2 separate regions of the Mus musculus genome follow, and region 1 is linked to region 2. A link is a loop called in an ENCODE intact Hi-C map of the cell type or tissue named here. Cell type or tissue: heart. All regions are shown on one strand. Links, peaks and the distances in the headings refer to the core of each region. The heading gives the core; the rest is flanking DNA.

The links. Peaks named below come from ENCODE experiments on the same cell type or tissue, not always from the same donor. Only the 100,000 strongest peaks of a DNase experiment are listed, where the experiment ranks them.
Region 1: it touches region 2 in a loop (12-fold over the local background); 16 of 42 quality-filtered maps call a loop at or near these places.

The regions. Positions count from the first base shown.
Region 1 is chr6:3,737,579-3,753,862 of GRCm38, reverse strand. It overlaps Calcr (calcitonin receptor), which reads left to right. Exons shown (of 16, transcript NM_001377018.1): 3 at 804-911. The coding sequence starts at 889. Among named protein-coding and RNA genes, the nearest start is that of Calcr, 18 kb to the left of the region's middle. In heart, for the core only: a CTCF peak has its summit at 8,113 (motif pointing right); no DNase peak of the experiment used is centred there.
Region 2 is chr6:3,501,277-3,517,560 of GRCm38, reverse strand. It overlaps Vps50 (VPS50 EARP/GARPII complex subunit), which reads right to left. Exons shown (of 28, transcript NM_024260.5): 2 at 12,624-12,692; 3 at 817-939. Among named protein-coding and RNA genes, the nearest start is that of Vps50, 11 kb to the right of the region's middle. In heart, for the core only: a CTCF peak has its summit at 7,594 (motif pointing left); no DNase peak of the experiment used is centred there; H3K27ac peaks cover 426 bases.

The sequences.
Region 1 (16,284 bases), core at 3,333-11,332, 240 kb before region 2:
GGGCAACCCCATCCTTATGACTCCCTGCCCAGTGCTCTCTCCAAAGAGCAGACAAGGTTACTGGGAGCCATGAGCATTTACAGAAAGCCTCATGTACCACTGTACTCATGGATGAGAGAAGAATGGAACACATGACAGGAGTAGTCTATCTTGGTTGTTCCATCTATTATCCTGGCACACCCAGTACTTAAAATGTGCACAGTAATGCCATGTGGGCCATATATATACCTTCTTAAGAAAAAGCCCCTTTGCTTGAACCACCCCAGAGTCTCTCTTTCTGTCTCTTTTGATACTCCTGCAAGCTCAAATCTACTACTTTTTTGCTCCATACCCACAAATCTTGCTTTCTACATGTAGGATTAAACTGCACTTAACTCTCTTCAGGAAAAAAAAAAATTACCAGCAATAATGATGATCTCTTTGTGTAATAATTTTGAATATTAATTCCAAAATGTTATCTTTATACTGCAGCTAAAGATATTAAAGACTTAATATTCAGTGTAAAGCTAACTAAAAGAAGAACAGATTATATCATTATAGCTAACCTGTAAATGGTAGGTTCTCAAAACTTAAGAATGACTTGAGAACTAATTAAGAACTTGTAAGCAACCATGTATACAAAATGCATATATTTATATGCATATATAAGTATAAAGATATGCATTTTGTATACATATCAGTATTTTGTAAAACATATCAGTAAAAATAATCATGAAAAACATATCTACCACTTACATAGAACTTACTATGAGCCACTAATGTTGTGTGCTTTTCACTGATTTTAATACATTTGATATTTGCAGCATCCACCTAAGGTAAGTGCCATTAGAGCGCCTTCCAGAGGAGAAGAAACCGAGGGAGCAGGGCTACTACACAGAGGATTTGAAAATGACTCCAAGGAGGTCCAGAGTGTAAGTAAATCAGAAAAGAGACATGTACTTACTATTACATTTCTGACGGCCAAAGTTCATTCTCTTAATGAAAAATATCTCTCGCTTTGTATTTTGCATGTCTTGAAGCAGCAGATCCATGGATTTCTGTCTTAGAAAATATATAGAAATAATAAAGGGTTTCCTTATTGTAAATATCTTTCTCTGAAGCTGTCATGCTTATACCCAGGTTTATAGTATTCCACTGCAAACTGAGCTTTACCAGGGAAAAGTGTGCTCTCCAAGTTGACAATTTCATTCATTAAAAAAAAAATCAAGATCATACTGCAAACAAGTTGACTTATTATTTCAAATTTTCCATTAGAAATATTCAACACAACTCTTAACTGGACCTTAAAAAGAATCCCAAAACTACATTTTGCCTCTTTCCATGAGAGCTAGTCAGAAACCCATGGTATCTGTGGTTTTAATGGTGTGGAGGGGAAAATAAATGTATGAGCCCAAAATGGCAAATGAAAACACATCGAATTTTAATTAGTCTAAAAATGTCAATTTTCCTATTCACTCAGAGATGATAAACTTTCCAAGCTCTATTTTGGAACATGACAGCTCATTTCCATGTTCCCTGGACATTTCCCTATCTGATGACTACCTTGGTACTCTGTGTACTTGGGCAAACAGGGGGAGGGGCCAACAGGAGTGGGACTGTCCATCCTGAAGCCCAAAGGAAACTGTGTGTAAGTCCTTCGAGTGCATTCAGGCTATTCAGTCTTCTGTAAGTGGTTTTTATTAATTATGTCTGTGTTTGTTTATTTGCTATATCTACATTTACATTAATTTCACCCCTTCCATTTGCTTGTCTTACACATGTCTTACATTCTAGTGTAAATCATGTTTAATCTACAACTTTTTTTCTCTAATGGTACAGATGAATTTTAGAACAGTAAGAGAAAAACCATTGAGGTAGAACTTACTTTAAGTCAAATTATCTAGCTTCCTCGGGAATTTGAAGATTATTAGGTCATTATTAAGAAGTCAAGCTCACAATAATACAGGAGAATTTCCCTCTCTGTCTTATTCCATCACTGTCCAGAAACTTCTAGCTTGCAAGATATAATCTTAGTAAGAAAAAGGTGTGGCTTCAGACTTATCCACAGTGGTGACAGATGGGGAGGAGGTGTGTGGGAGACAAAGCAACACTGGGGAGGCTAGACAAGCAGACAAGCTCCTGGAAATGTGAACATCGGGTGGGGGGGAGGCTGCGATTTATAGTTTATATTAATGTACTCATTAGTTTTATTTCTCTTATGTCTAAACAGAGTTCCAAAACAGACAAAGCATACTATTACTCAATTTCAGATGTATATTTGCCAGACAGAATATGCATACACATTATCTCATTTAGATTGCACACTAGCCCAAGAATGAGACATTTTTGCCTCCGGTTCATAATGATAAGGACTGAAAACCAGAGAAGGGGAAGAAGTCTATAAGAAGAAATTAGAATTAAGATGCTAATTCTAATATGCCAGTACAATCATTTTTCAGTGACACAAAGGCTTACTCTGACAGTTCTTGGAAGAATTACTCCCATTTTCTTCACACAGTTGTCACAGATGTTTTTATTATTCCCAGTGAACTTCAGGAGGTGGGGAAACTTAGAAAAAAAAAAAAAGGTCCTATAACTAGAGGTAGGGGCAGATATGAACAGCACACTATAGTCTTAATCACTGTCCTATACTCCTACTGAACACAGAGTCTATGCTTGATCATGTCTGCTTGGTGCTGAGTGTGTAGCTTTTCAGGATCCCATGTGGCTTTTAATCGAAAAGAGTTGTTTACAAACACATGGCAGAGTTTCACTGTCTAGTAGCAAAATGAGAAGCTCAAAGACAATGTTAAGAGTTTCCGTAACTACTAAGACCTTTTTCTATAAAGGACTGAGCTTTGTTCTAGAAACATAGTCTTCCTTTTGTAGAACAATAATATCCCATTTAAATCTAATGACACTCAAAATGGCTGATAATTATTTTTAAAAACACTCATTAAAAATTTGTCAGTCCCGTGCCTTCTGCCTCATACTTGGAACAATGGGAGAAAATAGCATTAATTCTTAAACTGTAAGCTTCTGGCCTTTGTAAAATATACATATATACACTTTCTAGTTTTAAAAGACATTTAAGGGAAGGCTGTCGCCAGCCTTGTCTAATCTACTCTCATAGAACAACCCTCTCCATATACAAAACACCTGAACTCCAGCTGAACACCATATACACGCATCAAGCAGTGTCTCTGCCCTTTCGTTTAATAGACATTTACTACTGTGTAAAGCAGCACTACTCCAGCAGCTGGGGCTCCATCTTTAGAACCTAGTGCTTGGCTTTCCTTATGCACAGATTTCTGTAAGGAAAATAAAATTTCAAAGTGAAGTCTTACATAGATTTTATATAATACAGGGGGAAATTATCAAACATGCAGGAATCACACAGGAGTGAATCTCTCTCTCTCTCTCTCTCTCTTTCTCTCTCTCTCTCTCTCTCCCAATTTTCTGTTGTAGTGGGTAGCAAACCTATAGTCAAATATATATCAGTATTGTACTCTGCCACTGAATTAAACCTCTGACAACTTATATATTCTTTATTATTATTTTGACCCTCATATAGAATGGGGGGAGCACAGCACAGATTCCAACATGAGCTAAAACTTAGGTGATGGTGTTAAGGACTTAAGTACTTAAGTAGAGGTAACTTACCAAAAGATAGATATAGAAGAGTTCAATTAGTTAACTAAGTTAAGAACTAGTCAGACAATGAGACAACCTCATGGCCTAGGCATTTAATAATAACCAATTAGTCACAGAAATTTTGTTCCATGAACAGGATTGGTAAAGCAAAGCTGGATATATTTATACCAACCATTTTTACTCTATTCCAAGTCTTTTAATTATCCTGTACAACCACTTTTACTCTTATTCTTACTCTATTCCAAGTCTATTAATTATCCTGTACAGTCACCCAGCACATCTAGATTACAGCATAACTTTGCTGGTAGAATATTAGAGATAATTGCACGCACTGCTTCCTTAGACGCGTTGCTTTCACCCTAATGCTAAAGAACAGAAGGTTTCTGCCTTTGTAAAGAGAAAGCAGAAGTAGGCTGTGACTTAGTCCCCAGAAGAAACAAATGAGGAAGGAAACCAATTCCTTTTCCTTTCTTCTACAGGGCTTGTTTTTCTCTTAATGTAGCATTCCATTTCTCGCTCAGAGTTCATTAGACATCTGGAACTTAAATAGCTGCTCCTAATGTATTTAGAGCAAGGTCATATGGATATACCCTGGGTTGCGAGAATGAGTATCCTGAACATAGAATCTTAATAGTTACTAATTACGTTTTATATCTTCTTCTGATTTGGGATGCAAGGTTGCAGCAGAGAAATTGTCACATGGGATGTCAACCCCCAGATAGGGATAGTACAAGACTGAGTTTGCAAGGAAAAGTCAGTATTACCCAAGAGAAAGCCACCGGTGAGAAGTGTGAGCAAGCCAGTGGGAGATAATTCTGACATTTCCAGTTAGACAAATTTATGAAAACGGCTTTAAAGTATTTACGCCTATAGATCAACATATTTCTTCAGAGATTAACTTTTTTCCATTAAAAGTAGTGAGTGGAAGTACTCAAAATGCTTTTTCAAGTGCCTGGGTATTTTGCCCATGCCTCCCTGCCATCATTAAAAGTGAAATAGAAGAGACTTTATGGCCTCCCTCTTTGGAACTACAAGGCCACTGCAGGTAAATGCACATAACTGGGTCCCTGGAGGCTCAGAATGCCCTTCCTGTCTCTCAGCTGGGACATCCATGCCCTGCAGATCTAGGTGTACTTCCATATTAACAGCAAAGCACTGAGAGTAAAACCCCATTCCCATTTTCTTTATCCATGCCTCCTTTGCTATTTTAAAGCAGTCTTGCTCTAGGCAACCAAATTCAAATATCCTTCAGTATAGCGTTAACTTGCAACTAACTAGTGGATCCAGGAAGCCTTCCTTACTACACTCCTCCCCTCCTATCTGTATGCTTCCTCCCCATTAAAGGTAATTTTTTTTCCTTTTCACACTGTTGAAAAAAGACCACAGCGGGAAATGGATGTTTTAATTGAAATTTAAAACAGAGTAAAACTATGATAAGCTCCATCTATTTACCAGGCAGCCCAAGGTGAGATTTCTCACCATCAAATTCTTACTTGTAAAGACCCATTTTTAAAGACACTATTTCAGAACATATTTTATTGTTGTTTCTACCTGTTTTAATCAACTTGATAAGCACCGTGATATGCTTGTAATCACTGCCATTTTTATTTTGTTACTTGCCTACATCAAAAAAATGATTTGCAAAGTTTGGCATTCAATATCTTCCCTTTGACAATTGTTTGAAAGGATTTGCAAACAACTTCAACACAGGCAGGCATTCAATGTGTTGCTTTGAGTTTCCATTCCATAAGTGACTTTTCACATAAATCCTGTCAAATTTATTCTGAGGTACCAGCTTACTCTATCCTGGCTATTTCCAGTGAGCCCAGGAGTGTGAGGACCTGCTTTTCCCTCCTCAAAGGCAGCTCAAGGATAATGAGTCAACCGTCCAGTAGCTTCCTCATACTCCCTCAGAGGCCTGAGCTAACTGGGCCTGCTCTATTTTGCATCATGAACATGGCTGCAACCTGATGCAGCCAAAATTCCCTTCTGAGCACCTTCTGTTTCTCTATGGAATTCCTCACCCCATGTAGAGTTCTGACAAAGGAGCTCTGTTTTATTCAGTCAGACCTTGCTTATATAGAAATCCATATCACCTGTTAAGTCCTAGGGAGATGGCCTAGAATCTCCAGAATCACCAGGCTGCTTTGATGCAGTAGTTATTCACAGGGACTCTGGTGTCAGATATTCTAAGGTCAAACATACCACACTACTTACTGATGATGGCCTAATGCAAGCACTTTAACATTTTTTGTGCCTCAGTTTCCTCTCATTCTGTGGTGCTGACTCTCCAGATTATCATGTCTGCAAAAGGCTCTGGCTGATCAATGCAGGGCAAATGACTAAACATTCCTGATAGAATTCACCACGTGAGAATGACCCGCACACACATAGGTCACACACATGGCTTGGCGAACGGGACAGTTACTGACTCTGTCTTTATGATTTTGCAATTATTCTATCCCTGAAGAGGGGACTTCCTTCTGAAAAAGTGCCTTGCTTCAACTAGGGCCGATATTGCTGATTGGTCTTAAGTTTTTTGCCAACCAGCTACTGATGCATGCTGAGCCCTGTGATTCTGTTCTAGTTCCTCCACCAGCACCTCTTTAGGGTTAAGATTCTTTTTTGTCAACTGAAAATGAAATTTGACATTAGGAGCATCACCTTTAATCATGTCCCTTCTAACTCCTTTCTCACTTGCTTCCCTCCCATCTAGACTCACTCTCTTTTAGAAAGACTTGTATATCCAGAGTGCGTCTAAATCTATAAAATAAAAAAATATTCAGGCCTCCGAGAAAGTGTTGAGAACATCTGCCAGGTGCTGTTAGGATGCATGAGTTCCAGATCAATAGATTGTTGAGTAAATAGAGCTTCAAATAAAAAGAATATTTCAAATAAAGCACAATTTGCACACCAACTTTCACAATGGTTTATTAAATGGTACATCTTTTTATATGCCAAAACCAACACAAAGCCTTGAAGCAAATTCTCATGGGAATTTGTCAAACCCACATGAAAAACTCACACTATGCCAAAAAAAAAAAAAAAAAAAAAAAAAAAACCATATACAGGTTTACCTTTTGACCTTGGCAAATTTCAAAATTGGCATTAAGATGCAAACTTCTTGAACAATCTAACACAGATAACATAATAAAAGCAAAAATGGTCAGTTTATCCTTTCTTCCTTCCTTCTTTCTGTCTTTCTTTCTGTTTTTCTTTCTTTCTTTCTTTCTTTCTGTCTTTCTTTCCTCACTCCCTCCTCCTCCCTTCTTCCTCCTCCTCCTTTTTCATCTTCTTTTGATTCATTTTCAGTAATTTTCTAAGCTACAGCCCTGCTTTGAGTAGGACACGGAAACCACCTCTAGGCTCAGTGAGAATAAGTGCACACAAGAAGACCGGTTGTGGCCACAGTCATATGGAGTGGTAGACTGTCCTGCATAGGTATCATTCCCATTTGATCTTGGAGCACAAATGTGTCTCCTTGAGCCATCATATATAATATACAGACAGAACATGTAAAGCAAACATGATTAACTATACTCCGAGCCAGGTGGATTGAAATGTAACAGAACAGTTCACAAAGATGGCCTCTTAAACTTGGTTAATTTTAAAGCATGCGTGTGTACATTCCTGTGGAGTTTAATGGGTGCCACTTATAATCTCTACTAAGAACCTGCTAAATCTGAGGACTTGAGAAGAGTGTCTTGCCTTGTGCAACTCCACAGCCATTTGTTTTGTAAATTAGACAAGAGTCAGCCTGTAGGGGGGATTAAAACACTGGGAGGCAAATTAACATTGGCCAGCATCACTTAGCCTTAACTGGGTCTGCAGAAGTCAGGTCTGTCTATGCTCTGAATATTTTTTAATACTGACTTTTTTTTTATTAGTATAAATATTTAAATTAGTGGCCTTTTTCTATTAGTAATAATAAATATTTTACTTGTTTACTGACATTGGGATGTTTTCTCATTTGTGTTCTCTGTGTGCACAGAGGATGTGTAATTTTCTATTCCTACTGTACAGGAGACATAACACCCCCCCCCCAAATAAAACAACCCATGACCAAAAAAAAAAAAAAAAAAAAAAAAAACCCATGACATGTTTTCCCAAAGTGTCAGGTGATAGTAGCTGAGATATTCCCACAAATTTTTGTTAACTGCTCCTCACATTAGCCCCAGTGCCTATAAATCAATCTGCTATAGTGACTAGAGAATCAATCTAAAGTGCCAGACGCAGAAAAACCCAATGAAGGAAGTTGCATTGTTAGTGTTCTTGTTGTTTGAACGTTTTAGTATTGACTCTGAATACATGAATCTCATTAGTAACAATTTTGGCCTTCAATAGTAAAAGGAGCAGAACGTGTTATCAAAATGTCCAGAGTGTTTTGATCATATGGTTCACCTCTGCTGAAGCCTTGTGGGTAAAATACACATTTCCATGCTGTGAGTATGTTTTGTAGGAGCCAACAGGCTGTCCAGTAGGTGGCACAATATTAACACTCAGTGGCCTTTGTGTTCAAAGAAATATACCCTTAAACTTGGCTCAGAGACTCAGGAGGGAGCTGCTTCATATCTCAACTGTTTAAATATATACTCAGGGTATTAACTTTACTCTTGAAAATATCTTTTAGGATCAAGTAATTTTGAATTCATGCATCCTCTCTTTGGGGGTCTATATGCTAATTTGAGATCCACTTATGCCTTGTTGCTTCAACGATTTACACCATTTGTGTCTTTTTTTTTTTTTTTGCTCAGATATAAGAAAAAGCATATAAAACTAGAAAATGGGTCTTTAAATATTACACACTTTTTAAGTAAACTTTTTGGAAATTTGCAAAACCAAGATTGGGCTGTAGAATTGGTTGTCGCCAGTGTCACTGGTATCTCCCGTGCATCTGAGCCACAGTCATAGCACAGCAGACACTGGGGAGCTCAGATCCACCAGTCATTTGGACAAATCAGATTAAAGTTAAGTACTTTGCAGCTATTTCAATATGTCTTGTCGGTACTTTGTCATCTCCCCCATCCCTCTGTGTGTGTGTGTGTGTGTGTGTGTGTGTTTGTCAGAGAGAGAGAGAGAGAGAGAGAGAGAGAGAGAGAGAGAGAGATTAATCCAAATGGAAATGATTGCTTGCAATATAATTCAAAAATATCCTATTGATTACATTGATAGTTCTGTCTGCTAATTGATCTGTGGAAGGAAAATAGCATCTTATAGTAGTAAACTGTAAACAACAATTAAATGCCCTATACTGAGAAAAACAAAAGGATCTTGCCTTACATTTTTGCCTTTGTGATATTTACTGAAAACAGAGCAAGGGACAAGCTTTGCCACTGTTCAGGAGTAAATTTCTGCATTTACCTGTGAAGCTGATCTCTCCAGAAGATCAGACATTGAGGGACTGGGAGTGAAAAGCCTCCTCACTTAGTTTAAAGCCCTTTGAATATTCTTGCCCAAACACTGCTCACCGCCTACACATCACATGTTAGTTACAAACACGGCACTTAAGTGCCTTTGCTTTCCATGGTCTCTGCTTTGTAAGGACTTCATCAAGTCCTTGAGCTACACTTGGGTTCTATATCCAGATGGACTGGGTGGATTCTGAAAGCAGACTCTTAGTTCTCATTTGGGTTCTAACCCTGACCATAAATCTTACCCAAAAATTCTCTTAGGGAACTTTCTATGAAAAACAAGGGCCTCATTTGTAGCACAAGAGTACCATTATGTTTACTAGGGTCATCCTCTGAAACTGGCTATTTGAATCAGTTTACAAATTAAGACTACTCAAAAAGTCCTATATCCTTTTCTCTCTCTATTTCCCTAGTGGAAGGGGGTACAGAATTGATAATCATGAGAATCACCTGAAAAGTGAGATACTGCCCATAGCTATCAAAAAAGAAGGGGCTGGCCGGGCGGTGGTGGCACACACTTTTAATCCCAGCACTTGGGAGGCAGAGGCAGGTGGATTTCTGAGTTCAAGGCCGGCCTGGTCTACAGAGTGAGTTCCAGGGCAGCCAGGTCTATACAGAGAAACCCTGTCTCAAAAAAACAAAAAAAAAAGGGGGGGCTGGAAAATGGCTCAGTAGAGCAGCACAGGCTGAGGATCTGGGCTCGGATCCCCAGCACCTACTTAGAAATCTGGCTCAGTAAGATTCATTGGCAACCCCAGAATATTGGGAAAGAAAACAGGAGGGCTCTGGGGTTCTCTGGCTACCCAGCCTAGCCAGAATGGCAAGCATCAGGTTCAGTGGGAGATACAGCCTCAAAAGATAAAAGTCAAGAACACTGAAGGAAGATACCCAATGACAGTTGGCTTTTTTGCCCCCTGAAAAGTTCTGAAGTGACAAATATTCAGAAAACAAAACAAAACACAGAAATGGAGACCTGGTATCAGCTAACTCTCAGCAAAATTATTCATGTGCCCTCCACGCTAGCTAACATTTGCAGAGTTGGACTCATTTGAAGTGAACAGGGTTGGGGACATCCAGAGATAGGAACATCCTCAACTCTGAGAAATAGGTCCTTGAATAGACTAAACATTTGTTTACAGACTCCGCCATCAGGACAGCTCCACAAATTCTTGTCTTGAAACAACAGCCCCTCGTTCATGTTCTGAGTCCTTTAATGAGATGGAATGTCTGAAAACATCTCATAGAAACAAGTCAGGATGTACAGAAAAACCTGACTCTGTCCCATGATTTTACTAGGACCAGCTGTTTCTTGTGAATATGAAGAATGATTTCCCAAGTGTAATACATCCTCCCTGGGACTAGGTCCTGATGTGGCGCCCTGTTCTCATTCAAACACTACCTAGACAACCTGGGTGATACGAGGAGCTCTCTGCCTCTCAACTCCTCTGCCTCTCTGCCTGTAATCTTACCTCTCCTCAAGTTCTTTACTGAAGGAAAGTTGGTATCATGTTTCATGAGGGAAAAAAAATAACATAAAAATATCCACATAAAATATTTTGCTTCTGAAATTTAAGGTTTTGGTTTCTTAAGGTCCAAAACCATAAAAGTATTAGCATTATTATATTATATTAGTATGTGTGATAATTAAAATATCATTTATGCAATACTTTTCATTTATTTTTTTCAAATAGCCATAAGAGCTTTCTTTGCCCAGCAGTTGGCACACAGTAAATTGAAATCCTATGTCGGGCGTGATGAACGCCATGGATTTCAAAGACAAGTGAGCTCTATGAAATGATCATCTAATGTCTTCTCGCTGGGTGCTGCTAGGTACGCTTTGCAGGCTGAAATTCTCATTCCAATCTGCCTACTTACACCTATAACATCTCTAGAAGTTTTAGGAGCTCTACCACTATTTCTGAATAGGCAGGACAACCCATACAATAAGACCAGAGGGTGTTTATCTATCATGAACATACTACTGTAAGGAGAGTCTTTGTTAAAGTGTGTGAGCTAATGCTCCCCTGAAAATATAATGACATTTCCAAAGGTATTATGGCCAAACATTTCTAAAAACGAATATTTGTTTCAGTGCTTACACTCACTCTCTATATATGCATTTACAGCATCGGAATTAAACCAGTTAAACTGTTAAATGTTTGGTAGTGGGTGTTGCCATTTTACATGCTTAGTTGGTGAGGAGACACTCACTTTGGGTCTCCTTCCAGACCCAAAGTTGTGGCCCAAACACAGAGTGCGGTGAGGACGGTGCTTGCTGTTTTAACTCCAGCAACACCCTTGTCAGACATCGAATGAGGGGTGAGATGAGGCCACTGTTAGAACAGCAGCCCACTCCAGTGTGACTTCAGGAAGTAGACAGTTATTTTTGTTTAGATTTTTTTTTAAGTTTTAAAGTTAAAAACACTGCGTCAAAAAATAAAAAATCCAGCAAAAATAATCGGTAATAAAAGCAAAGAAATTCTAGACTCAGAAGTCCCATGAAGTCATCTCTATGCCTTTTGCCAGCAGAGGGTCTTTTTTAAAACATGTTCTCAGGATTCTTGCCAGCCTAAACATCAGCTGTCCCAACAATGGGGCACCCGTCATTTCACTGGCAAGCACCACACAAGTTCAGCAAGCTGATGCTCTTTGACCTGGATTTCTCAATAAATACACCCCAGCAGTAGGACATGCTGGATTTAATTTCTGTTTAGTTCAGCCACTTAGCAAATTTACTTTGTTGTATCTTTTGCATCTGTTTTTACATTGTCTGTTTAAATTCTTTCAATGCACACCATTTAAGTCATCTTTCCCTCCTAAATCTTAATTTAACAAAAACACTCCTCTCCAGCCAGCAGGAGTCTGAAAATGCTCCCAAAAGAGAGGGGACATATACACGTTTTATTAAACACATACATGTTTCTTTTGGGTGGGGGGGGCAGGGTTTCTCTGTTTAGCCCTGGCTGTCCTGGAACTCACTTTGTAGACCAGGCTGGTCTCAAACTCAGAAATCCACCTGCCTCTGCCTCCCTAGTGCTGGGATTAAAGGCTTGCGCCACTACGCCCGGCTAGATGTTTTAATAAAGAACCAAATAGGTTCTTTCGGTCCTGATAAAACTATCAACAGAAATGCCCTGTGCATGGGGTCTCGGGGTTACAGAGTACACCAATAATCTCCTGAGTGTGTGTTTGTGTGTGCTTTCTTTTCTTTCTACCAGTTATACTATAGTAGTATATCCTTCTGTGCCCGATGCAGCATCACAAGGGGAAAAGTGCAGGCGGTTGGTTGTACTCTGCTGCCTGTTTTCCGCCCCTCTTGTGGTCTGAGGGAAGTGTGGGACAGCTCGCAGGAAAGATGAGCTCATATTCAGCCTGGGAAAGCTGCTTCAGCGCCCTTCCTCCTGCTCCGCATGAAATGAGCCCTGAGCAGCATGAAATCCTTGACCGCAGGTGTGGAGACGCGCTGTGACATAAATATCTTTGCTGCTTAGCAGTTGGAGGACGGCTGTGGGAAGATTTGTCAAAGCTCCCCCAGCCAAGTCTGACTCTAAGGAAATGGTCATTAGGCTCCACCACAGCGCAGGCTCAAATCCCGCTCCAGCTTCCAAATAAAGAACTCATCTAGCAGAGTTGGAGGAAGGTTCCTGAGGGCTTAGACCATCCCAAGAGATAGAAAAGAATGGGGGATTCATACACCAGACTGGCATGGTTGACTACAAACATATAAACTCTTCTGTTAGATCACAGACATATCCATCAACAAATGCATAAACAAAATCTCAATTATATGAATAGGACAAACTTTTGCCCACACCACTACATAAAATATCCATAAATGTTTTCCAAAAATGGCCAAAATTAATAAGAATATATGTGTGCATGGGAGCGCGCGCGCACACACACACACACACACACACACACACACAGAACGAATGGAGGAAAAATCTGCATACAGTTTTCCAACTACCCTCACAGTGAATGGGACACATAAATTAATGTAATAAATATACCTTAATTGCGTATTTGTCGAGATTACTTACTATATTTAACTCTATTGCTTTTTAATTGTAACAACTAACCTTACCTCAAAGTGTAGATATCATTTAATTTCAAAGTTTTAAACTTTTCTTTGTTTTTGTTTGATGTCAGATAATTTTTCTTACTTCACTCACTTCTGTACCATTTTTGTTTATTTTCATATCAATATAGCAGTATATTAAGTTTTAATAAAATGAAAAGGTTACTCTGTGTTAAGAGGAGAATATATTCCAAACGTGTCTACTATTATAGTTAACATTTTGGTCTTAAGTTTTGTAAATTCTCTGTTTTCCATTTGCTTTCCTAGTTGTCTGTATTTGTAACATATCCTATGTGTTCTTTAATTTTAATTTTCCCAAAATATTAAAGGAAGAAATCCTCTAAATGTTATTATTAGCTGTTATAAGTATAAATACATCTTTAACCAGAAAAAATACAAATAAAATGACAAATGTAGGGATGACTTGCCCCCTCCAGCTTTAAGCCCTTGATTTCAATTCTCATGCTCTTTGATCTAAAAAAAAAATTATTCAGTGCTTAGTTTGGTATTTCATTCACAAAGCTATAATTTGATTTTGTGATTCTGGAGCTTATAAATCCAATTTGTATCTATTGTTCAGCCCAGTGGAGTGAATTTGCATGGCAGTCATGTGTTACAAGTTATACACTGAAAACACAGCTCATCTATTTTAGTGTTTATACGATGACAATGAGTGTTAATGTCACAACACTGCTCATTTTCACTAATGAAAATGAACTTTCAATACCAATATTGAAAAATTCTCCATTGAATCTTTCCTGATCAATGGTGAATAAGAAAAGTGATGTTGAATTACATTGATTTATGGGAAAATCCTAATTCCTATTAACCAGATTCTCAGTATATAACTTCAATACAATATAGAAGCATATATTTTCTTTAGAGATCTCTTCACATTTGAGTTTATTTTTTAAATTTTGAATACATTAAGTTGTTTTAAGTAAACAAGAAAAGAGATTTCAATACATGCTTAAGTTAACTGCTAGTAGACAATAGTCTTCAATTTTGCTTTAAGTTGATGTAAAGAAAAGACATACATTGTTTCAGTAAAATCAAAAGGGGAAAAGGTATATGAGTCAAGATGAACTTTGTACTAGGTCTCAGCCCATACCACACAGGATCTTTTATTTCACAGCCTTGACACTTGGTATAATTCCAATTATACCAAAGGCAAAAATTATTTGCAGTCCTGTTGACCGGGGGCATTACCTGCCAAGCACCCAGGAGGGTGGACCGTCTATGGCTCATCTGTTTTCCTATCCCATCTACTCATGTTGAGGTTTTTTGCATTGAACTGAAAACTCACCTACTTCAAAGTTGAACTACATGCTCCTCAAATCCTCTAAAACTAATTAGCATTTTTGGTCTACACCAACAAAACTCAATTGCAATTGCCACAGAAATTAGGGTTTTGCTCAAATGACCCTTGAAAAGCCACTTAGGGAGACGGAAGGCAACAACTCTACCCATCCCCCAACTCCCATTTCCCAAACCTCAGCATTTAATGTTGCAATATTATCATTTAATTCGTAGTCCACGTCTTAAATCCCCCACCAGTTTCTCAGATCAGAAAAAAAAAAAAATGGTGGAAAAAGACTCTGCATAGCACTAAGGAGAATTAAGGGTTAAGACAAAAGACTACAAGAACTAAGGAATTTAAGCTTGCACAGAAAATGTCCTGCTAGTTGGAAATTAGTGTTATTTAAAGTTATCATGACTTGTGTCTAGAATAAATTATGTGTTAGTATTACAGGAAATAGTAAACATACTTGAAATAGAGGGTAAGTACAAAATAAAGAAACTTAATTCATAAAATTTACTATCAGTAAAATTTTCATTCATTTTTCTATATTCTCTAGTTTCATAGAACTTGTGAAAAGATTATTAATGGCATAAAATAGTCTATAAGTAATACTGAGTTTAGGAAGTTAGGAGAGATCAGCACGGGATCACTCAGGAATTTAATAAGCATGGCCAAGGATTTTGTTTTCAGGACTTCAGTCTTCCTGTCTCAAAGATGAAGAGAGCAATTATTCTCTTTGTTAGTTTTTAAATCGCTCTAGGCATTCAGTGAAATGTCCAGTATAAGTTGTTTCTTTATATGATTCCCGAATAGTGCTATATGGCAGTCCTTGTATAGGTCACAGCACTGAAGGTTGTATGGGTTTTGGAAGGCTAAATGTTTCTTAAAATTACTCTGCATTTCTTCAGTAGATAATTTTACATGAAAGACAAAAGTTAACTATTTTATATATAACCAAACAATGCTTACTTAAATATAAATGTAAAATAACAATTTAGTTCATATATTACACTTTATTTTCAGGAGAAACTCTTCTTCAAACGCATCCAAATACCTTTCAACACACTCGTGAGTTTCCTGGGATGAGAATCATTTGGAGACCTATGGCCTCACCACCATAGTTTCTGATTCAGCAGATCTTAAGCAAAGAAATGTTTCCTTCTAAGAAGCTCATGAGTGTCGCCCATGTGGCTGTCTATCCCAGGGACCATTGGAGAAGCAATAGTTCAACTAAAAGAACCTATCATTCTTATAGGACTGAACTCTCCACCAATCAGACATTTATGATCGAAATCAACCAAGGAATGTATGTAGAGTATAGGAGTTTATGAAAGATGTTTTCAGTGATCCCATACATCTCTGCAGATTGGGAGGCTGTTGTTCCTCAATCAGAAAAGTTAACCAGCAGCACCTGTGTGACTAATGGACATCTGTGCTCGCTGGAACCTTTTAGAGAGGACAGCATGTCAGAGATCTCTAATGAATTTTAAAATGTGTCATTTGTGGGTGATCATAAGCACTTCATATGTTAAGGAAATTATAGACCTCCTGTCCAATATGTGATATTAATCCACCAAAATAAATTCGAGCCAACACTTTCATATGCTGGGGCACTAAAGTTAAATTAAAAGGTGGAAATGGTTACGTAATGAATGTCATTTTGAACAATGAAGACAAAACCCCAGCCAACCTGCCGAGTTTTCAGGTAGGCTGGCAGTCCAGAAAGAAGATGTGGTCTTGTTTATTTTTATTTATAAATCCAATAAAATGGAAATGTTTTGATTTATAAATTCAAAGCCTCTGTCTGTCAGGACTTCTTCCTATGGGGATCTCTTAGCCTCTCAGCATGCTTCTTTGTT
Region 2 (16,284 bases), core at 4,438-12,437:
TACTCTAGCTCCAGAAACCCATACTCGCTGGGCCACCTGGCAGAGACAGTCAGAAAAGGCTCTAACACAGATCTCATATAGTTTACCTGCTAACCTTACTATAAGATATTTCAATGCAGATTTCCCACCTCAGGAATATTATAAATAGACTGAATGTTGTGGTGACAGGCAACACTTTAAATTAAGTCACCATGAAGAAATAGTAAAAAACACATGGAATTGGGAATATGAGGAAACAGATCCCAAGCTTAAAACTCATTTTGCTATTCTGACTCTTCATCTGAAGACCCCATAAGTTTATTACTGTCAGCATTCAGACAGTTTTGTACAGAAGGCTTCTCAGCACAATACACATTCACGACCAAGAGTCAGTACTCTAGCTAAGCTTGTAGTGGCATGGTTGTAATCCTGGCTATAAAGGAGACTGAAAGCAGGCTGTACATCTACAGTCAGACAAAAAGTCCCACAAAGCTTTCCTAAGCATTTATTTTACATTTTAAGTAATTACATTTTAATTTTATTTTAGTTAGCATTTTTAAATGAATTTTGGTAATATGAACGTACAGAGAAGCAGTATAGCAACATGCTGCATAGTAGCAAATACCAAGGGCACAGAAGTACTTCTGTAACCAGTACTCTGAAGGTGCACTTAATAACATGGGCTGACAGTTCATTAAGTTCATATTGTGATAATCACAGACCTGTTAGTGTTATTAAAAAAATATTAGTTCCCTCCAAACTTTAGATCTCACAAATTCATTCGTATGCACTGAGGAAATGAGCTTTAGATGTGTTTTAATCAAAGTTCCCTTTTACCTCCAGCTCATATTTAACAATATCAAATGGATCCGCAGAAAAATAGACTTGTTCAATGCTATTAATCAACTCTTGCTCAGCTTGAGGGTCGCTTGGCTGTTCTCGAAGCTCCCTGAATTCCTCCTTAAAAAATAAAAAGACAAAAAAAAAAAAATTAAAGTCTTAATTACAGCACATATAAGTGTTAAGATTCCATCTGCATAGAAACAAATGATCTTGTACCTTCAGTCACATACCTTCTGAGAACCATTCTGACCAAGAACACAAACTACTTAGAAACCAGAAAACTAGAAAATAGACAAACACTAAAACACTGCTTTTCAACTGAAAGGAAGAAAAAAGAAATCAGATTGTATTTTGAACTGTTTGTATGCCAGGAAGGCTAAAAGAATTTACATGTTTAATTGACATGCAAGCAACTACCTAGATCTATCATAAGGACACATCACAGACTCACATTTTATCACATCAATAATATTCTAAAATCTGTCTGACTGCACATAACAAAACACCGTCTCAATGACCCCTGGAACACAGCCAGTACTGGAACTGTGCAGCGAGCATCTGACTCTGGTAGGAACCACAGAGAAAGGGGAGCTAAGCATCCAGCTCAAGAACAGGTTTACAAGTTGCATCCTGTATTCTATGATGCTCCTCCAAAGTGTATGAACGATGCAATTCTGACTGTGTACCAAACAAAGTCTTTGTTCCCAAAGCACAGAATGGGCTTCCATGCATTTCGTCTAAAGAAACGTGACAGACAGATGCCTATCCCTAATATTACTGTCTTTACACTATGCAATTTCATTGTATTATTTGACAATCCCTTGGTTAACTAGAAAAATCTCAACTTAGATATCTACTTCTTCCCACACTGGCTAATCAAAATGATACTACACTAAGATAGGTATGGTACAAATGCTGATAATTCTAAAATTTGGGAGGCTGAGGCAGGAAGCTCTTGAGGTTAAGGTCAGCCTGAGCTATCCAGTAAGTCTCTAAGAAAAACCAAAGACCCAGTCTTAACAACAGCAAAACAAAAAATGCTATTTTTAATTAGTTCTTTGAGAATTCCATATAATGTGCTTTAATCCCATTCAGTGTTCTCCCAACTCCTTCCAGACCCATCGAATTCTTTCTCATCTGTCCAACTTTGTAATCGCTTTATATTTTAAACCCATCCCATCCAATTTGTGTTGCACAAATACGCTTAGATGTGTGCTTTCTGAAGAGCCTGTGCTATACTCTTAAGGAAAATGAATCCTCCTCCCAATAGCTATCAACTGCCAGGAGCCCCTCAGCTGTTATAAACATAGAACAACGTAGCCATTCCTCTCTCCAAAGTTAGTATCAAATATATTTAAGTATAAAAAAGAAGCAGTTATTTAAAATCCTTATAATCATTAGTGTAATGCTTAGCAAACATTTTAATAAAGCAGCACTAAGCTTATTGACTTGTTTGGAGGGTGCACTGTGGCATACATGTGCAGGACAGGAAACTCCATGCAGAAGTTGGTTCCCTCCTTCCACCATGTGGGCCCCAGAGATCTAACTCATGTCAGCATTTGTGGTAAGTGCCTTTATCCACTGACCCATCTCATCAGCTCAAATCATCACTAAATAAATAACAAAATTATCACAAAATGTATCAGCCAACTAGAACATAGAGTGATGTTCTATGACTTATTGAGGTCATTTTATTTATTAAAAAATAACTTGCTTTGATATCTTTTAACCATAATTTATATTTTTAAAATTATAAACTATAGAATTAACTCCTATTGTAAATTCAAGCTAAATGTGTCAGAATACTATGTTGAAACTTAAAAGAACAAGATAACATTTGAATTTTAAAGTATTCAACAAGAGAACACAGGCATTTAAAAAAAAAAAAGTCAACCCTGTACATCAAACTCAATTTACAAAATATCCTAACAGAAAGGGGCAAAGACATGAGTATTCTGGATAACAGTATGATGTGATAGGTACCATGAGTATAGCATGAGTACAGCATCCTGGGCCTGGCAATGGCTCAGTTGTCTTCTTCATAAGCCTGGGAAGTTCAATTTAATTCCCAGAACCCACAGGACGTGAGTTTGCTCCAGTAATCTCAGCAATGGGGAGGTAGAGACAGGCTAGTTCTTGGGCTCTCTAGCCATCTTGTCCAGCCTACAATCCAAGGCATAAGTGAGAGATCTAGTCTCAAAAATACGGTGGAGGGCTCCTGAAGAATGGCCTCTGGACTCTATATACCCAAGTGACCGTGTACATGGACCTGAACACACACATAACCAACCAACCAAATAAATAAATAAATAAATAAATAACAACAACAACAACAAAACCCCCTACCATTGACACAATGAGAACAGCACTCCTGGAGCAGCAGGGGATGGGAAAAGGAAGTTATCCACTTAGCACCACGGACAGTAGGTGCTCAACTTGTGGGGTGGTGAAACCCACACCACCTGTGGAAGACAGGCAGCCTCCACCCATTAAATGCAAATATAAAGTGAGAAGGATGAACTAGAAAGAGAACTCAGAGTTTTCTCATAAACCTCCTTCCCTTAAAAAGGCACTGGCATCTCAAATACAAGTTTCAAGAGTGTGATGTCACCTAAGCACCACAATCAAATAAATGCAGTTGGTACCATTCAAAAAGAAATGTTGAACGTTACTAAATTGGAAACTATCATTTGTAGCTAGCTAAGTCCAAAACCTCAAAGGCGTGCAATGATCAAGCGACCCTCTCATCTTCAGGGTGTAACTAGCACATTACAGCACACAACAGCATGTTGATGCTCTCCTGCAACCCAGGACAGGCGGGCTGACCTGAAGGCAAAGACACTCCAGCTTTAGTTGCATCTCTACAACCTTGGAAATTTGATTTAGCCTCTTCAAACCTATTTTTTCATCCGCTTTAAAGTTATTAAAATTGCCAAAGGGAAAATGTGATTTCATTTAAAAATCTCACAAATGTACATTTCAAAAATATGATGGGTTTATAAAACCATTACAATCTGTGTAAGCATACAAAGGTCAGATGCCAGTCCTTCCTAGAGATCTATTCAGTCAGCATCCGAGAGCACGAGGAACCAACATGGAGCACTTCATACTCTAATGGGACAATCCTAAGTGAAGGGCAGAGACAAATGGAGCAAGGCAGGAAAAGGCAGAGCATACAGTGAGGGCCTCTCAACAACCAGCATGCCTCAACCTTAGGCTTAAAAGCCATCTTATAGTAAAGACACACTAAGTGCATTCCAGTTTATGATTAAAACTCTGTTTCTCAAGGATGCGGCTATACCCTCCTTGTAACCATAACTACAAATGGCTCCCTTCTGCCCGGTCCAGGAATGGCAATCATAACTTTGTTTCAAAAATTAATTACCATCTTGCAACCCTAACTTGGTTTCAAAAGGGTTGTTATGGCTACCCTGCTATGACTACCTGTTGTCACGACCACTTGTAATCATGTCTCTGTTTCAGCAGGCCCTTATGGCTAACATGCTATGCTTATGTTCTGTTCTAGTAACCCACCAAATCCTTGATTTAGAAACCCTGCGCTATATACATAAACAAACAAACAAACAAACAAACCCTTGTCTTCCTCACACCCAAGTCTGACCTCTCAATCCCCACCTTAGGAGGAGGCAGCTTGTGTACACAAATAAAAAAGCTTGCTTTAACTAATTGCTTGCTTTAATTAGTTTGGCCTTGATGATTTGTGACAGTGGTCTTTCTCCCGTTAACACTTTTGTGGACCCAGATACCCTGATACATCACTGCATCCCAATAAAACAGCCCTCCTTCCAGCCCATCTAGTGACTTCTCTGTGAAATGCACATCTGAGCTCATTCATACTGCTTGGAAGAGACTGTGTCTCTTGCAGCTGCTGCATGTGCAGCCTGCCAGGCACTGCTTCCTTCCACCTCATCCCTCCCTACACACTTCCTCCCTCAGCAGGCCGCCTGCTTAGTCCCAGCCACACTGGGAACTACATCGTGATGCTGTGCAGTGCCCAGATCCACAGCACTCCAGGAACAATTACAGGGCATTCTGTAATTTAACAGGGAGGGATAGTCAAAAGAAATATGAGACAAAGACAGTTGTGGTAAGCACCATGGTCCATAAACTCATAATGCTTCTATTAATGAGAAATCACAAAAATGTAAGAGTATTTTCTGTATGTAAATGAGAAAAATAAACACAAACAGCTACACTGCATATTTTAATATAACTGTTGCATAATTTTGCTAGAGTTAAAAACTCACTGCCTAGCATTAGAGATGTACAAAAATATGCAATTCTGTATCTAAAATAGAATCAACAGGGTAGTTCATAAGTATGAGATATTTTATATACAAAATGAACAAAAGACTCCCTATAAAAATTTTAAGGCAAACAGAAAAAACTAGATCCAAATAAAACCCTTTACGGCATATTAAAACATGTTAAGAAAAAAGAGGTTACAATAATGAGATAGGTCAGGTAAATTTTGAAATAAACAGTTCAGTCTTGCCAACTGTTATATTATTAATGAAGTATTTAAGGATTTATTTTATAGTTACAGAGTATAATTAAATGAGTATTAAGATTAGTGCACTGTAAAAGCTCTTTAAAATGTGAAAATCCAAAACTAATTTGCCAACAAGTAAATGCTATAAAAATGCAACAAAACGGTCAGTCACTAAAATACAGAAAATGTACATCAACGCATCTCATAGTTAAAGCTGGAAAGAGACAAAGTCGTGGATCCAACTGCAGACAGAGGAAACGAAAGCCGAGAAAGCACAAGAACACTTGGGCCCACGGTGCCATCACTTAGGCTTGATAGCCTGCTTCACAGGCTCTGATACCGACCCTCGGTCAGTGGAGCCGCATGGAGCAAATGTTGATTTTATTCTCCACATGTAAAACTCTCCTCCACAGCACAGCCAGGGCTGAGTAAAAATCGGCCTTGCCCTCCAGCAGTGACTAAAGAGCCTGATGAACAAATAAACAGCAAGGCCAGCAGAGCGGAGGGAAGAAAGGAGACAAAAGACCAGCGCACAAGTGCTCTCAACCCCAGGGAGGAAAGAGAAATTCAGAAGACAGAAGAACACAGAGAAATCCAAGTTTAAAGCGAGGACCAGAACAAAATGCAATTATGAAATTGTGATGCAGAATCAAGCAATAAAGAGCCTTGATTTGAAAAACAAAAACATGGCATGAAAACACTAGGAAGCCATAAGAAGCAAGGCAACAATTGGGACTTGTAAACCACGGGTATGTACAGACATACATACATGTATAGGTGTTAGAATTATGTTTTCCTCTAATGAAAGTAAATAACATATGCCATTGTACCAGACACAGTATCAAAAGTAAGCATCGATGTTCAATATTTTATTAAGGGAATAAAGCAGCCTGGCTTATTTGAGCAACCTGGCAGGGAACTTGCTGTTTAGAGGCTATTTCCCGGTCTCACACGCAGCACATTGACTACATTACCACCTAGCTGCTCCTCCATTCGATTATCTCGGAGGTAGATAACGCTACAGGAACAAACACACAGAAAACGTAGACTGCGGATGTAGCTTTATGAGAAGTGAAGAAAAAGATTCGTAACAGATATTTCAGTCAGTATTTCTGCTTTAGCCGGGCTACTTTTAATCTCAACATAAAAACAAAAGGTTTTATGGGGATTCAAATCCATAAAACAAAGCAAGCCCTCAAATGAAGGATGTGAGGAGAACATTTCCAAGATATTTACGGTTTCTAAGGAACGAAATGGTCATTTTAAAAAACAATTTCACATCACAGGGTCACTTCTTAGGGAATTCATCTGTGTTTAAGGAAAAAATAAAACAACTACAAGCTTTGCATTTTGGTAATTTCAAATTATCCAAAACTCCATACTGATTGAGCCCAAAACCTAATCCATAAGTAACTAGTTGTAACTGCCCCCCTCACAACTAAAGTCAGCACAAACAGCACCTTATACACATAGCACTCAATTTTAGGTAGCTATTCAAACTAATTATATAATGCAAACTGACATGAATCCCTCAGTTCATAGGTCACTATCAAAACTGCAGAAAATTAATAGAATAAATCCTGGAACCCCAACGTCTCTCATATTAGATCACAGTTTACACATGCTTGATTCTCTACCTAGAGGGCAGGAAGCTAAGAGAGACAGATAGACAGAGACAGAGAGACAGACAGACTGAGTGTGTTAGAAGGATGAGGAGGAGAGATTTTGTTCCTCTAAGCATACATTTCCTGTCTGCTCTCTTGTCTTGTGTGTGTTTTAACTGTTAGCATCTTTTCATCAGTCAAGATGGCAGGGCAGAAATGACAGTTACAACTGCTGTGGTCTCGTAAAGCTAACATCCTGTTAGAGCCCTAATTGAAAGCAAAAAATTAATAAATTTAGTTGCCAAAATCTATATACAGTGAACAAGAAAAAATATATGGTTTTCAATATTTGATCAGTATTATTAAAGTCATAAATCACTGAACAAATAGATATAGGGTTGATCTACTTCCAAAAGAAACAATTCAAACTAATTATATAATGCAAACCTATTCTCAGATCTCAGGTCCCTCAAACCATGTACCACATAAGATTATAATGAACTGCCATATGTCTGATTACGTGGAAAAATGGTACATTTCTTATATTCCCACTAGAACAACAATAACAATCTATGAAATGTAGCGGCTTTCTCAGTTTGTTTCTGTGTAAGTAAAGCAGGCTGTAAATGCCTACCCTGTTTTCATCAGGTTTAAAGTGCCATCTAGTGGAGTACTGGTTACATTACAATTTGAAAGAAGGCTACAAGTAAATGATTTATGAACACTTGTGCAAGGGATATTAAAGTATGACTATTTTAACCCATACCTGAAATAAGATTAGGTAATAAAAACATTTTAATCACTTTATGGAAAAAGTAAGTAATGAATAAAAACTGATTTCAACCATAGAAATGTACTACATTGATCTACTTATAAATCACAAAAATCAGAAGTCATAAATTTTTTTCTTGACCCTTTGCCAAATATTCGTATCAATTTCTTTTGTTAAAATGTAAACCCAAGTCTGGGATTTTAACATATTTTCATGTATTTACTGTATGAAAAACATTGACGATAATAACATTGGAAACCTTAAAACTTTTAAACTCTCTTTAAAAATAATGCTCAGCTTCCATGACACACTGTCTGCCACTACTGGGATGCTAATACTGGAGAGCACACAGCACATTCAGGGAGTCAGACAGTAAAGTGCCATGCGCGCCCTCCCTGTGTTTTCTCGGCTCTTAGATCCGCTTAGAAGAACAAGGTCTATGCTGAGAGGAGCATCGCAGCCCCTCCAGCCTCGGGGCTTCTTGGGCTTTCCCTGTTCATATCTAGCAAACCCTGAATCTTGGACTCTGCTTTCTTTTCTTTTCTTCCCCCCCCCCCTTTTTTTTGGATTCTGCTTTCTAAACGTCCCTCAAACATACAGCTTCTCTGTTTCTCCACGTCATGAATGTGTCTTCTTAATCAGCAGCCAGGACTTCACCCCTGTGTAACAAACACAGACAGACACCCCTCACCTTTCCTCATCAGATCTAGGACCCTGCTTTTGAACCACTCCTTGGTCTCCAGCGCCATGCATATGATGTCCAAGGTTTCTCCTTAGACCTTACACTAGTCTCAAAATATACAATTAAAATAATAAAAAATAAAACAAGAGCCTCTGGCTCATCAGACAGCTCGACAGACAAACCGTTCTCCTCTTCCCCGCCCTCGTTTTCCTAGGGAGCTGAACCAGCATGGAAATTGCAAATATTAATCCTTTTTAACCTAACTAGCCACAGTGTGATCCAGCCTAATAACCCACTCCCACATACACTGGCTTACTGTAGAGCCTTCCAATATCACAACTCAAGCTAATCCAAGTCTGTCTTCCACTTTACAGTTCCTTCTTCCAATGAGAAAGATATTATGACAAAGAAAAAAGAAAAGTACTCATGCATTAAACTTGTAAACTGGGATGTTCCCGAGAATTTTAGGGGATTAAAATCTATCAGACAATGTAAGGTGAGTTTCATTTGTTATTCTAATTTTCTGCCCAAAGGAAAAACATAAATATACTTTGGGGTTCATAATGTTACCAGCATTAAAAAGAAAAAAAATGAACTCATTCTTGAGCAGAAGGGATTATTTTCAGTGTTCTACCTATATACTGCTGAGTGTGGTAACGCATTAGGTGGAAGTATTTAAATGTTTCTTCACAGCATTGAAATGGCTTAAGTAGAATAAATAGCATATTCATCTTAAGCCACCACCGAATAGCTTTAACCCTAGTAATAATTATACTGTGTTTCCATGTAACAGATTGTACTGGCTAGTTTTGTGCCAACTTGACACAGCTGGGGGTATCACAGAGAAAGGAGCTTCAGTTGGGGAAATGCCTCCATGAGATCCAACTGTAAGGCATTTTCTCAATTAGTGATCAAGGGGGAAGGCCCCTTGTGGGTGGGACCCTCTCTGGGCTGGTAGTCTTGGGTTTTATAAGAGAGCAGGCTGAGCAAGCCAGGGGAAGCAAGCCAGTAAAGACCATCCCTCCATGGCCTCTGCATCAGCTCCTGCTTCCTGACCTGCTTGAGTTCCAGTCCTGACTTCCTTTGGTGATGAACAGCAGTATGGAAGTGTAAGCCGAATAAACCCTTTCCTCCCCAACTTGTTTTCTTGGTCATGATGTTTGTGCAGGACACAGATAGATTACTGAATTCATAATCCAAGTTTCAAAACCATCTCCAATGCATATAGCTCTGTGGTACCACAACAGCAGGAGACACTTCAGATGAAGCAGCTCAGCCTGGCTGAGGTCATCTTGTCACCTCTGTCCTTCAAGGTCTTGTCCTAATTTACAGCCACCCCCATGTGAATGTTACAGGAGCAAAGCTGCAGCCTGGGGGACATCCTTGCCTTTTCACTGCGCAGCTGCCAGTTCTACAGCATGTCTACCATATAGTCAATTTTCAAAACTGTTACTAAAATTCACAGGGAGACTACAAGAAGAAAATGTCATCCTTCACAATGCTGGGAGTTTCTGTAATATTTTTCTAGAATTTGTAAAGTATTTCTAGAATATTTTCTGTGCATCTCACATGCTACTTTTATAGTAAACAAAGGGGTTATTTTAAAATACTCATTTCAAATTAGTAGTTTCCATTTTTAAAAATGCTTTCACTATCTGAAAAACTTAAGATCAGTTTTTGAAGACAGCAAATTTCAATTGATCAAGCACTAAGCTCCACACATTAATTTTAAAGCAACAGTATAGAAATCACTTACTATATGTGGTTAAGTTAAGAGCGCATGCACTCTGCCCCACTCAGTAGTGACTGTGAGCCCAACTCACACCAAACTCAAATCTACCAGCTGGAGCATCACCACCCTGGACTGCACGACTCTTGTGTGTGTAGATCTGCTTGGAGAGATAGCAGCCGCCCTACAGCCCCTAGTTCTTGTGAAGCTGCCAGTTAGCAGAGAACAAATAAACATGAGGCTCTTGGGAGCGTTCATATCATAAGGCTAGCTGCAGCTCAGCCCACAAGCACCACTTTCTATTCATTACTTTACAACCTAGAAACTCCTCAGTATGTGCCCAAAAGACCACTGCAGTCTGACAAGGACATAACAGTCCCCTGGACCACTTTCACTTGGTGATCTTCTGACCCCCAGACTATACACTCTACCAGTAAAGAGTCCATAAGAATGACTTATAAATCCACTGCCACCACTATCACAAAAACACCAGGTCTTGGGGTTTAAAGACAACAGACCATTCCTATCAAGAAATTCATGTATTTTTAATGAAATTCCCTCATCAACCTGACACTGATTCTAAAACATGTAATACATTCAAATTTAAGGTATGTCCACAGTGTATAAACATCTTTTTAATCCACCACATAGATAAAGACAACTTTTTTATCAGTTAGGATGGATGGTTAGTCCTTATTTCCTAACTGTTCCACATCCATTTAATAAGATAGAGTGTGTGTGTCGCAATAACTAAGTCTTTGTCTGAACTACTTCATGCAAAAGGATTGTTAGTACTTTATTATACTGAACTCACATGAAGATTGAGCAGTAAGTATAAAACTTCCTTCACTGGTGAAAGTGTCTGAAAGAGGTAGGAACTGACACTGGGGTGTGAGGAGCCTCAGATAATGGAGCAAGGAAAACCCTGCATTAAGGAAACAGCACTTACGCTGACAAGGATGTAAACTGCTGCTGGGAATGGAAACCAGCCCATCAGTGATTAACTAAACACTGGCCATCCACGGCATCCCATGTACAATCCCTGTGCATCTGCCCACAAGACTCCTGGCAACCAGGCCCCATACACTGTACACCAGGGCTTACTGCAATGGGACTCGAGTACTGTAGCTAAGCTAGGACACCAGCAGAGGTTTCCAACAACGAGGAATGAAGGAAGGAAATGTGCTTTTCTACATAATAGAATTTTCTCCAGCCATTATGTAATTTACAGAAATATAGACATAATCATCATATTAAGCAAGGAACTCAGTCTCAAAGACAATCGTGGTATATTCTCTCTCATTTACAGGTCCTAGACGCTATAAATACATAAAACCAGGTGCATACAAATGACATGAAAGCAGAAGCTAACAAAGGGACTACTAAGGAGGGTGAGGGCTCAGAGTGGGCAGATAATGAAGTATGAAGAGAAATGTGATCCAAGTACAGTATAAAGTTGTATGAAAATGCCCTTTATATAACCCCATATAATAAAAATAAAGATATGAAAATATGTAAAAAGAAATTTCTAGAAGGGAAAAGAAAGCTTCTTGTGTGGGGATGCCAGACACAGCAAACCGAGACGTACTTTTAATTACGGTGCTCAGGGACTGGGGGTTAATTCACCTACAGAACAGTTGCCTGGTAAGCATGCCTAGGTAGCATGTAATATTTTACCAGGTACTGTTTTCTGTGCTTCACATAAACTACTTTTATAGTAAATGAAAGGGTTATTCTTAAATGCTCATTTCAAATTAGTATTTTTCATTTTTAAAACATGCTTTCACTAATCTGAAACACTGGGTTCAGTCCCCAGCTGTTTAAAAAAAATAAAAAGGCAAAACCCCACCCCCCGCCATAATCCTCAAATTAAAATCATCTGAAAGCCTTTATGTGTGGCAGAGCTGTGATTCATACCACGCTCTCAGCAGCAGCGGCAACCCACAACCAGTGGCAGCAGGGTTAACAACAGCTGACGGTTCTCCAGGGGAAAGCCAGCTAGCTTTCAAGTGGCATGCATGAAACTTGTAAACTGAGATGCTCGCAGGAATATTAGGGGACTAAAATCTGAAATATAGCAGACTTATTATAAGGTGGTTCTCACTTGTTTATCAAAATTCCCTGACCAAAGGAAAAACATAATTAAATATACTTTGGGGTTTGGAATGCTACGGCATGAAAAAGTGGGTAATAAATTATTTTACTTGACGTCTTCAAATTACAGCAAAAAAAAAAAAAAAGGTAAGTAGAAATATACATATATATCTGTTCTCAAGCAAAGAATTAGATATAATAAACCCTACCTTTATTAATTTTGCAGTTTTTGCTTTCCTGGTGAATCATACTGCATCCCCACACAATGAAAGCAAAAGAATCATTTAGCTTATCACAGCAACCACCTGCTGTGGGAAGCAGCACTTCACAGAGAAGCAATTAGTACCCAGGGGCAGGAAGTCTGTTCTTGGGGACATGAAACGCCAACCACACATGTAGATCAATACCTTTCCAGGGACCCGAAGGCTCTCAAAGGCACCAAGATCATTGAGGCTCTCCGGAGGGCTCTTCAGACCCTTGAAAAAAAGAGATAGAGAAAAACACAATTTAATTGTGCTAAAGAACTATAAAAAGATAGAGCACACCTAGTCAATCAGACATGATAGTTTTGAAATGAGATTCTCCTGCTTCAAAATACAGAGACCATGCATTTTAAGAACAAATGTCGCTTAACACATACGGTCTGCTATGAAGTCAAGTAAGAATGCGTTTGGAGTCTTTTAAAATAAAAGAATATTATGTGTCACTGTCAGCAGAAAAGGAGAGGTCTATCTTAACCACAACTTTAAAACAAAAAGAAAGAAAACTTACAAAGCTTTCCAAAAACATACTTTTATTTAAATCACTAATAAATTCACCTGACAAAAGGGATTTGAGCAAGCCATAATATTATGATATATAGATAAAAAATACACTCGCCAACTGATCTAGTTCAAAACTTTTAAGGTGTTAATTAAAACATAAGTAAGCCCTCTGTTAATCCTGATCATTTGTCACTAACACAGTCAGTCCCTGCTGTCTGTCTAGGGTAAGACTTAAAGCCCTATCTCACTGCTCTCCAGCAGTCCTGTATGCACATCACAGGGGGGTTTGGGAACCCTTACATAATACCAGCGATACCTAGGAGACAGGAAGAATCTAAACTTCATTTTAAAGCCCCATCTTAGAAAACATGCTATTTAAAGAGCTGACATTAGTCTGTACGGGAAAGCAGCTGGAACATCCGACTGCCCTTCAGGAGTCTCCTACTGACTCTTTGAGGTCTTTAGTCACCAAAAGACATAGTGTGCTATAGGACTGCTTATATTTCTATGAAATGATAGCACTGGTCACATCTACAAGTTTATAACAGCATTTTTCTACCACTATTTCCAGGTTATCCAGCCCACCCGTCCTTCTTTCCTGTTTTTACTCTCCCTCCCATCTCCAAACACCTAAAACCAACATCCCACCAGAGGAGTTTTCTCTTTCTTTCTTTCCTTTTTTTTTTTTTTTTTTTTTTTGGAGACAGGGTTTCTCTGTGTAGCCCTGGCTATCCTGGAACTCACTCTGCAGACCAGGCTGGCCTCGAACTCAGAAATCCGCCTGCCTCTGCCTCCCAAGTGCTGGGATTAAAGGCGTGCGCCACCATGCCAGCTTGAGGAGTTTTCTTAAAAGCTCTATGCTTCAAGGTACACAGTACTTCCAAACATAGCTAAGCATTGTGTCTACTAACAGCACCCAGGGAAGATTTAAAGGTCCAGGGCCTACCATGCACCTAACAGGTAGGCTCTTCTGGGTTGGGGCTGGGTTTGCACTGTCACTCACACATCGGGGGACTCAGAAGACTGTTCATGCTTCAGAAACACAGCTAGACATTTTCAAAACAATTTCTCAGCCAAATCAGTGAAAATTTAAATATGAAGTGCACATACTTCTTTCACACTGTAAGTCTCAAGGAAAGGAGAAAGCAAGTGTTATTTGCTTTTAAATGCCCAATGGCTAGCAAAGTTCCCAAACAAAACAGACACCAAAAATTTAAAAAAAAAATAACAAAGTAAATTACTGGGTATAAGTTGTTGTTCAGGCTCCAATCTCCAACTACTCAGCACTGTGTTTTCACGGGAGCATGCAACTGACGGCAGACTGCAGTTTCCAGGAATTCTTACTGGGATAACATCTACTGCAGTCTAGTGTGCCTTGCAATGGAGGGTGTGTTGGCTCATCCTATCCTGGGTTTCTCATGGCAACTCATATGAAGCATCACAAAGAGCAAAGCTGATTTAGACAAATAAAACTCCATATACATATACTATACAGAACTATGCACTCATAGGAAAGTAAAAGTTTTCAATTACTTCAAATGATACTATTACTTAGATGCCACTTTCAACATGTAGTTAGCATGTCTTTAAACACGTTTTAAAGGTATAATTTATTGGACAGAAGTCCTTGAATGCATATAGCATGTTTATTTTCTCTTTCCATAAATGCCAGAATATAAGTGTGATATAAACCAGTATCTAAAAGAAGATTTCACCTCTATAATATTACACAATTATCAACAGATTTCTGCCAAGTATACAAAGAATAATAAAAGTTGGGAGTACGATGTCAGGAGCCAATAGAATGGAGTGAACTCCAGAACAGACTTCCTGGTTTGTTCCCTAACTCTCCTGTGGCCTTGCACAATCGATCTACCCTTCCTGTGTGACAGACCTGTGTGACAGACCCTAACCATGGTGAGAACTAAAAATTATAAAGAACATTATAAAGAATGAAAGGGACAGTACCTGTGAGGGACCAAAGCAGAACCGGCTAGCTTGCAAGCATCTCTTGACTTTTAACCCTTATACTCAGAACTATTAGATCATAGAGAAACGGTTTTTCTTTTAACATTATAGAAATGAAAATAAGGACCTACATGTCTCCACATATATCTGGCATACAACTGTAATTTAAGACTACAGGCTGTTAACCCTTTCATTGCCAGTTTTTTAAGTTCTTACTAAATATGAACTCAAATTTCTGCTATTCTCATCTGAGGCACAAGTTTACCTCTGTTACTGTGGTGCTCTGCATTTTTTAAACAAAACATTTGTCAATATCATATCCACTATCTAATACTCTTTTCTAATTTTTGTTTACAATTTCCCCCAACTTAAATGTATATAAAATTCAGCATCAATAAAGCTGCCTTTGTACTTTCTTATACTTCTGGTTGTGAGCCTAGTAGCCTAAATGGCTGAGCCATTTCTCCAGTCCAAATCAATCAACAATAAAGATACTTCGAGTACAGCTATAATGAACCTTTTGCTCCTTTTATGAAATTAGTAATTTTGTCCTATTAGGACAAAATGACCTTTGCAGCTATTTGTCCCTTCTCATCTTAGAAAGACTTGAGTCTTTATAATTTCTCTTCATCTCTCTCCCCAACATAGTTGACTTGAGCCCAACCTAGCCAGAATTTCTTCCCCACCACTTCATAAGAAGTGTTGTTGTCTGGGCTGGAGAGAGGGCTCAACAGTTAAGAGCACTCGAGGACCTGGGTTTAACTCCCAGTACCCAAGTGCAGCTCTTACTGTCTGTGACTACAGTTCCAGGGGATCATGTCAGAGAAGTGAATGCAGGGAAAACATACAAATAAAAATTAAATAAATTTATATAATATAAACTACAAAAACAAGAAAAATTTTAAGGAGAGGGAGAAAGAGAAAGGGAAAAGAGGAAGGGATGGAAGGAGAGAGATAGGAAGGGAGAGTGGGCTGTTCCCAGGTCCCCATGGCTCCTGGGCTGCTCAGTCCCAAAGCTGACTCTCACTCAAGTCCTACCTGACGGATCTACAGCATATTTTAAATCCTTGCTTTTCTTATGCTTTCTTCTTTATCCGTATTCATTCAGTAAGTATTTATTAAGCATCAGGCTGCTACAGACTTCATACGTCACTGACAGATCCTTCATAGTCTGCTCTGCAAAATCCATCTCTTAATATTAAATGGAAAGAGCAGTTTGGACTTTTCATATATCTACTGCCATTCCACTTCACTTCAGCCAATGCTGTCTGCCAGTCTATCTGTGTTTGGCTGCAATAGACTTGTAATTCCTGAAGGTTTATCTATGCCTCAGATT